2 separate regions of the Mus musculus genome follow, and region 2 is linked to region 1. A link is a loop called in an ENCODE intact Hi-C map of the cell type or tissue named here. Cell type or tissue: gastrocnemius. All regions are shown on one strand. Links, peaks and the distances in the headings refer to the core of each region. The heading gives the core; the rest is flanking DNA. Region 1 has its middle 10 kb from the start of 1700121M21Rik. Region 2 overlaps Aqp5 (aquaporin 5).

What was found. Hi-C counts contacts between places; a loop is a spot of excess contacts. Peaks named below come from ENCODE experiments on the same cell type or tissue, not always from the same donor. Only the 100,000 strongest peaks of a DNase experiment are listed, where the experiment ranks them.
Region 2: it touches region 1 in a loop (3-fold over the local background); 24 of 42 quality-filtered maps call a loop at or near these places.

The regions. Positions count from the first base shown.
Region 1 is chr15:99,902,758-99,907,141 of GRCm38, forward strand. No RefSeq gene overlaps it. Among named protein-coding and RNA genes, the nearest start is that of 1700121M21Rik, 10 kb to the right of the region's middle. In gastrocnemius, for the core only: a CTCF peak has its summit at 1,793 (motif pointing left); a DNase peak (open chromatin) is centred at 1,824; H3K27ac peaks cover 902 bases.
Region 2 is chr15:99,594,066-99,598,449 of GRCm38, forward strand. Aqp5 (aquaporin 5) reads left to right here. Exons shown (of 4, transcript NM_009701.4): 4 at 70-764. The coding sequence ends at 255. It overlaps Gm34765 (a long non-coding RNA gene), which reads right to left. Exons shown (of 5, transcript XR_875660.2): 2 at 3,224-3,366; 3 at 2,895-2,981. Among named protein-coding and RNA genes, the nearest start is that of Aqp6, 4.9 kb to the right of the region's middle. In gastrocnemius, for the core only: CTCF peaks have their summits at 2,089 (motif pointing right) and 2,538 (motif pointing right); DNase peaks (open chromatin) are centred at 2,118 and 2,505.

The DNA of each region.
Region 1 (4,384 bases), core at 101-4,100:
CTTCATTCTGTCTACTAGGCTTTTCCCTAGACAGCCCCTTCTGTAGATTTGGGTCACATTCCCAGGGATGCTGACACTGAAACAAGGGCACGTAAAAGGAGAGCACCCTTGTGAGGGGAGGAGATGGCAGCTGGTTAACATTTAACCACCAGCTCTCAAGGGCAAGCTTTGATCTGTCGCATCTGACCACTCTCAGTACGCGGACACTTGTGTTCTGGCTCTCTTCTCTGGAGCACAGATGACAGCGGACATGGTACAATGGTCAGGAAAGGTAACTGCCAAGTGTTTGTTACTTTGGTTTTGAATATAATTTACTTAAATTTGACTTTATGGCTGAGCATGGTGTGAGTGTAACCCCATCTGGGCTGTGGACACAAGAGACTCTTGGGTTTCAGGCCAGCCTGGGCTGTGTAGTGAGTTCTAGGTCAGCCTAAGCTACGCTGCAAGCTGAGGTCTACACAAAGTTACAATTTAAATCATTTGAGTTCAGATAATGGCTCTAACAGCTGTGTGTAAAATTTCCAAGTATCTAACACTTGGCTCTCAGGTCAGGAGGAGGCAGTTGCCCGCCATCCCTATCACGGCCTCAGCTGATCACAGGAAGAAAGGTCTGAACAAAATTACTTCTAGTCATTGTATCCATCTTTAGACGAGTCACCTGTTCACCAGACTGGCTCCAAACTGGCTGTAGCTGGCTGAACTCCTTCCCAATTGCTTAGATCACAGGAGTGAGCAGCCAGGCCTCATGAGAACTTTGAAACAGACTGACCCTTCAAAGATGTCTATCCGCTGACAAGGGCTCATTACCTTACGTGAGAAGTAACTGTTGTCAGCCACATCTTGAGGACAAGGGGTGATCTTGGGTGAGGGGTGCTCTTTGCCAAAAGGAAATTCCCAGAGAAAGACCAGCAACAAGCAAGCACGAGGGAGTGTTTTAATCCTGAGCAGCATCAGAGGACACCCAGAGTAGCCCCTGGGGCCATGTACCACCCAGAGTAGCCCCCGGGGCCGTGTACCACCCAGAGTAGCTCCCAGGGCCGTGTACCCTGTGGTTTTATTTCATTTTCCGTTTTGGAACAATGTCTGTCATGCTTTCATTGAAACTTACGGTTCTATCAGGGTATAGTGGAACACAGCTTTAATCTCAGCACTGGGGAGTCAGAGGCAGGCCGGTCTCTGAGAGTTTGGAGCCAGACTGGTCTACAAATCGAGTTCTGGGACAGCCAGTAAGACTTTGTCTCAGAAAAATCCAAACCAAACTAAAACAAAAACTGCCAAAACTTCTGGTTCTTGTGTGTGTACGTAGTCTTTCCTTATTGTAGTTTTAGATATAATACTTTTATTGTTATCATATTTTAATATATCAGATTTTTTAGCCAGCTTTTTTTTTCTTTTTAATATGTTTTGAGATTATAATTATATTGTTTCTTTCTTGCTTTTTCTCTCTCTCCAAACCTTCCCAGCCACCCCCTTCAAATTCATGGCTTCTTTTTTTTTAAAAAAAAATTTTTTTATATATATATGTGAATGTGTACATGCAGATGCACACAGATGCATACAAAGACACACACACACCTACACACTCACACTCCTAAATACATACACAGAACCTGCTCAGCCTGTATAATGTCACTCATTTGTATGTTTTCAGAGCCTACCACTTGGCATTAGAGAGCACACTTTATAGAGTGCTCTTCATAATCAGCTTCCCAGAGATGCGTCTTTGGAGGACAATGGGGACCTGTTTGGAGGGGTTTTCCTCATTTTTCAGCTCAATGGTGCCATCTCCTGTCATTAGAGGGAATAGCAGGTTTCTGGATTCTGACGTGCTGTTGGCAGCTGGCCTGCAGCTGGCCTTGAGTTCTCTAAGCAGTGAAGAGTGACTTCCCTGACCGCTGCCTCCAAATTCTGGGATTGTAGATATCACGCCAGCCTTCTTCCCCTCCTCCATGCCTACTTCCTCACTTCCTTCCTTCTTTCCTTCCTTTCTTCTTTCCTTCCCTCTTCTGTGGTACACTCTCACACTGCAGTCCAGGCTAACCCAGATGAACTCCTGGTTGTCTTTCTGCCTTAGCCTCTGGAGTGCCTGATGTGTTCTTACAACTATGAACGCCTTCTGATTCTCCTGTTTATTGTCAGGAGCAATTATTTTACTTTTCACAGTTCCTCTTCCCCCAAAGAGATATCAAGAACACCACCATTGTTCCTATGAATGGATTTTCCAGCTGTGACTTCTGTTGCCTGTGGCGACATGCTGAGTTTCAGACCAGTTCTGCACTAGTCTCACTGTGGGTTGGGACCTTCTAGGAGTGAGCCACTGTTCACTAATGATTTAGTTTCCGCTCTCCTTTCAACGGTTCCGTGGTCGCTAAGAGTGCCTGGGATTTCAGCTGGTCTCCGGTGGTTTTCCCCGGCATACCGTAGAGGCCAGGACTTACCCTCCTGTGTTAGCTCCATGTAGGTATTTCTCTTTATGTTCCTCCCTACGCTCATGCCAAGATGTGACATCACTTCCTCAAATTTTGTCATTCTGGCAAATCAATGTTTGTTCTTGAATGATTGTCAGAAGATCCACTCTCCAGCGGGCAGGAGGGCGACAAGTTTAAGGCCTGCTGGGACTTCAGAGTGAATTCTAGGCCAGCCTGGGGAAGGTGGTGGGATCCTGTCTCAAAACAAAATAAAAGGTGGACGTGTGGTGCAGGGTGACAAGCGCAAGGCCGTGCGTGCGTTCCATCGCTGGCATGGAAAGGAAAACTGAACAAACAAAATAAACAGAAGCATCTCCCATCCTAAGCCAAAAAGATTCACTTAAACAATTTTTATGTATTTATTTTAAAAGATTTATTTATTTTATGTATATGAGTACAGTGTAGCTGTCTTCAGACACACCAGAAGAGGGCATCAGATCCCATGACAGGTGGTTGTGAGCCACCATGTGGTCGTGGGAATTGAACTCAGGACCTCTGGAAGAGCAGTCAGTGCTCTTAACCACTGAGCTCTCTCTCCAGCCCCCAACAATTTTTATTTTTAAATTGTGTGTGCGCGAGTGCATGTGTGTGTGTTCATATAAGTACAAGTGCCTGAAGAGGGTATTGCATTGCCTTGGAACTAGAATTTCAGGTGACTGTGAGCTGTGTGATGGGTATTGGAAGTCAAGTGCAGATCCTGCAGGTAGGGCATAGTTGCTCTTAACCCCTGAGCCCCCATTCTGCCTTCCTTTTAGTAATTTTTTTTTGTTTTGTTTTTGTTTTTCGAGACAGGGTTTCTCTGTATAGCCCTGGCTGTCCTGAAACTCACTCTGTAGACCAGACTGGCCTCAAACTCAGAAATCCGCCTGCCTCTGCCTCCCGAGTGCTGGGATTAAAGGTGTGTGCCACCACCCCCGGCCCCTTTTGGTAATTTTTATTTCCTGTGTGGAATGGTGTGCTTGTACAGACCAGAGAACAACTCATGAGAGTCAGTTCTCTTCCATGGGTCCCAAGGATCGAACTCAAGTCCCCAGTCTTAGCCGCAAGCACCTTTACCCTCTGAGCCATCTTGCCGCACCTTGATTTTCCACTTGTGTCTTCTCTTTTTGGTTATGTGTATGTGTGGCTGTGTGAGTGTGAGCACAGCTGCCCACGAGGCCAGAGGAAGGTTTCAGTCAACTGAGGTGGAGCTACAGGAGGCTGTGAGAGCCCTGGTGTGGGTCCTGCGAGCCACACTCCGCCACTTGAAGGAGCAGCCGATGATCTTAACCTCCCTTTACAGCTTGAATCCACCAGAAGTTCACCTCGCTGAGTGTGGAGCAGATTTAGCTTAATCTTTGTAGTCTGGTTTGGTGCTCACTGTGTAGCTCAAGCTCACTTCAGAACTCTTGGCAATCCTCCTGCCTCAGCCTCCCAAATTTGTATTATAGGTGTGCGGCCACCACACCCGGTTGGTTATAAAACAGTTTTCTCTACACAGTTCTAAAAAGGGTGTGTATTGGGCTGGTGAGATGGCTCAGTGGGTAAGAGCACCCGACTGCTCTTCCGAAGGTCCGGAGTTCAAATCCCAGCAACCACATGGTGGCTCACAACCATCCGTAAAGAGATCTGACTCCCTCTTCTGGAGTGTCTGAAGACAGCTACAGTGTACTTACATATAATCAATAAATAAATCTTTAAAAAAAAAAAAAAAAAAAAAAAGGGTGTGTATTATGTTTCATAAAAACACAAGTGAGTGCCAACTGCTCTTCCGAAGGTCCCGAGTTCAAATCCCAGCAACCACATGGTGGCTCGCAACCACCCATAACAAAATCTGATGCCCTCTTCTGGAGTATCTGAGGATATCTACAGTGTACTTACATATAAATAAATAAATTAATTAATAAAAAAACCCCACAAGTGTTGGATTTAAAAAA
Region 2 (4,384 bases), core at 293-4,292, 310 kb before region 1:
GCTCTGGTGGGGAAGATCATGGTCCCTGAGCCCTGAGGCTCCTCCTCTGATCTAACTCTGTCTTCACAGGTCTTCTGGGTAGGACCGATCGTGGGGGCCGTCCTGGCTGCAATCCTCTACTTCTACTTGCTTTTCCCCTCCTCGCTGAGCCTCCACGACCGTGTGGCTGTGGTCAAAGGCACATATGAGCCAGAGGAGGACTGGGAAGATCATAGAGAGGAGCGGAAGAAGACCATCGAGCTGACGGCACACTGACCGGCACCGGGCAGGGGCCAGTCCCTCAGCCCCTGGACCACTGGAGAAAAGGAAGACGAAGAGTTTGGAGCACCTCTCCCTAGCATCCTCTCAGCTGGAGAGGCAGCATTGGATCCCCATGCCGCACACGGGGATGGGATGGGAGCAGAAGCCCATGATGGGACACTTGGGTGTGGGCCAGGGACAGGGCCTCTTTGGAATTAGGCAGAACGACTGCCACAGCTCAGACCTCAGAGATTGTGAAGGCAGTGCCAAGCTCACAGCAGTTCAGGACCATCCCAGAAAGGGGTGATAGCCCTGTTTATCTCTCCAACCCAGTATCTCATGTGCCAAAGCCTTCCCCCAGGTAGACAGAGGGGACATTGCCTGAGAGCTCTTCAGGAGAGAGATAGATGGTTCGTCGAGTGCCATCTTATTTATTTCTGGTTAAGATGGGGCGGAGGATGGGGGGGACGCTGCTGGTATTCGGGTTGGGCGTTTCCCAATAAACCACCAATCTTCATATTGTGCCTTCATCTCCCTCCAAAAGCCTCTTGGGACAGTGGCCAGTCACATCTCCCACTTGCGATGTCACACCCTCACTCATGCTCACTTGAGACTACCAAGAAAACCAGGAGACAAGACCTCAGAAAAGGAAGAAAAGCTGAAGCTCAGGAAGGCTGAGAGGACCGGAGAGCTGGCAGGAGGAGAGATCAAATGTAGAGACCGAAGGATACAGAAACAGCACAAGAGACCCGGAGAGGGCCAAGGGCTAGGAATAGGGTCCACGTCAGAGTCACGCGTCCCTCCCAACCATCCCTTCAGCTATGTCAAGTCCGCCACTTGAGGAGCACCTGAGTGTGCCAGGCGGAGTGGAGAAGTGAGCCAGCCACAGCTCCTTGGGATTCCTAAGGGATGACTGGCCAGAGCTTCCCAAGAGTCCTCACCCGGAGCTTCCTTTTCTGGGTCTCCTGGTGTTGCCAAGAGGCAGTGTGCAGGGGGCGGGGGTGGGGGGAGGATGTTCAGACATTCACAACATTACCCAGCTCCTTCCCAGGTCACTTTTGCCCTTTGGGGGTAGGGAGTGGTCCATCACACCCTCCTCCCCTCCTGTCCTGTTCTTGCCTGCTTCTCCGGGAGGAGTGGGAACCAGATGAGGTAAGGCTGAGGTGCTTGGTTTTGACTGCCTCGCTGTGAGAAACAGGGTAAGGACACAAGACCGCGCAGTTCCCAGAGTCCTGGTTAAGGAGCCCAGAGCGGAAACTAGCCGCTGGCATCCAAGTCTTTTTTGTTTGCTTGTTTTGAAAGACAAGGGTTCTCTGTGTAGTCCTGTCCTGGAACTTGCTTTGTTGACCAGGCTGGCCTTAAACTCAGAGATCTGCCTGCTTCTGCCCCTCAAGTGCTGGGACTAAAGGCTGAGCCACCACTGACCAACCTTGCTGCAACTGGAATGATGGACCCTTATGTTGGTATTTATCTGCCACATGGGTTGCCTTGAGGAGAAAATGAAGCAGTGAATGGAGGGTTAGACACTAGTAAGGACAGCACCTCTGAGAGACGGGTGAGCAGGTCTGCTCTCCAGACACTGCCTGAGTCCGCTGCTCCTCGGCAAATCCTCTCCCTCGCTCCTCAGCTTTGCCTCAGAAGAGTAGGAGGGAACAAGAGTGGGAAGAAACTGCAGACCCAGGTTGGGAGGCTGAACCACTCAGCCCTCCTTCAAAACATCCCGGGGTGGAAAGGCAGAGGAACACTAGATCCAAGCCTACCTGCCCCACTGGCTTCATTGGAAAATCAAGCAACGAGATGGGGGTGGAGAAGGAACTTGCCCTGCTGGCTGCAAGCGCCAGTTCCAGCCAGCAGGGGGCAGACTCGTCCACCAAATCCATACTGAAGCTTTTTCTGGGACTGGGCTCTGGCCAGGCAAGGATGGGGTTCTTCAAGATTACAAGGGTGTCTCGGGCTTAGGTTCCCGAGGCCACCAGGGAGCAGCTTCTCACTAGCCCACTCACTTCACTACCCAGGAGAAGGCTTAGAAGAGAACAAAGCTTCACTCCTCCTTTCAGACAGCTCTGATTTGCATACCCCACTCTAATGGACCCCCAAGGGGTGTGTGACAGGGTGCACAGGGAGCCTACGAGAGACTGATCCTCAGCAGGGGTGGGGCATCTAGCCAGAGGGAGTTACCAACAGGTCTGCAGCTTCCTGCAGGTGACATTTTCCTTGCTGTTGGGTGAGGATACAACCAGGGCTTAGGGCTGGTAGGTTGCAGTGATTGGGCTGTTTGGCCAGCAGGGGGCACTGCGCACCTGCATGTAATGGTTCCTGGACTGACAAAGACCTATGCCAGCACACACACTAATCCTGAATGCCTCTGGGGCTCCAAGCTGTGGCACTGGCTGTCAACTGTGCTTGGGGAGGTTATATCTTCCCTGTGTGTTCCTCTTCTCTCAGCAAGGGCATGCTCATTCCAGGTGTGTCCTAGTGGCGCCCCACCCCCCCACCCCGCCCCCGCCCCTTTGGCCACCACTCACCCTCAAAGAGCCAGGCCAGGCCACATGTGTTCTCCAGCACACCTGTATGAAGCCATACCCAGTCACACATGCTCTGCCAGCTCTCTGAGACACTTTTCCGCCTGAAGATAGAGTGTAGGAAGAACTCACATTCTCCATTTGAAGGCAGTCCCTCCTCCGCAATCTATGCCTCCCTCCGAAGCTGCCAGTTTCCATCAGGGCTGGACAGACAAGGCGCTGGGATAGATGGAAGAGGGTGAGAACTAAACGTGGGCAGGGTGGGCAGAAGGGAACTGGTTAGATGGTTGGGCTGGAGAAAGGATTTGAGGGAGGATCGGATCTCAGCTCAGCCCCCTCCCTGGTCAACAAGAGCATCTATCCGACCTGACCTTGCAGCCTACCAGTGTTTGGTGAGAGTGGGGGGGGGGGGAGTAACTCTGAGCTCCTCTCTTCCCTTTGTTCTCTCTTGCTGGCCTCACCTCCCTAGGGCTGAGAAGGCTCCATCCATCGGAGGGGACATCCATCGGAGCAGCCAGGTGTGGGGCTGGGACAAAAGGCTTCTGAGCTCTAAGCTTGGCACTAGAGTCAGGAACGTCTGGGTCCAGGAAAATGCTGGTTGGGGCTGGAAAAACAGGAACTGGACAATGACTGCCTGCCCTTAGTGGGTAAAAGACCTTGTCCCAGGCTAAGCAGGATCCAAGGAGGCTGTGTCCTATGTGGTCTTGAAAGAAGCCATTTCTGCACTAGGAGCCTTTTGCCTCAGAAACCAGAGCAAGGCTGCTGCAGGGAGCACTTGGCCCTGACCTGCCACGGAGGTCAAGACCCTTCCCCTTCCCGCTAATCTTCACTGCTGTGCCCTGGAGGCGAACCTGATAGCGGTTCTGACTAAAGGCACTTACCAGGTGTCTGCAGCTGCTTCTCCCAACACATGGGCACAAAACAATACCTGTTTTACCAGCAAGGTGCTGAGATCACAGAGGCCAAGCAGTAGGTGAGGGGCGCAGTACACAAGCTCCCATTTGTCTTACCCAAAGCTTTCCACACAGGAACCATGCTGTTGGAACATGCCCCAAGCCAGGCTAGGGGGCTGTGGTAAACGCCCTTCCTTTTATTGGGCTCAACCCAGGAGAAGGCAGAGAAGCAGGCCCCTCGGATGCCCTCATCTGCGGCTCAAGCCTGCTTTCTCTATGTAGCTCTGATTCTGCTGGGAAGGAGCACAAGGCTTCACAGGAGAACTGGACTGAAGGAGAGAGGCAGGAGAAATGCCCTCTCCTGTGTGGAGGAGACTCAAAAGCTCATTTAGAGACACTGTGAGTGTTTGGCCCTCTGTAGTAAAGAGGTCAGGGTGGAGATGGGGGGTGGGCAGGAGGAAGTAGTCTCTCCTGGCAGGTTGGACATAGACGTTCAGACTTGAACCTGAGGTAATGGGGAGCCCCTGAAGCTTTGGTGGGCAGTGGGGTCACATGACCAGTGTGGCATTTTGGAAGGATCTCTGACATAAGAGAAAGGTCACCTCTGTTTAGCACCATGGGCAGCTGGGTAGGGTATGGGCCATGGTTGAGCTGTCAGATGGGAGAAGGCTTGGCTTTCTGAGTACGATGAGGGGAACTCAGAGGGAGCAAGGAGTTTGGGAGGAGTGT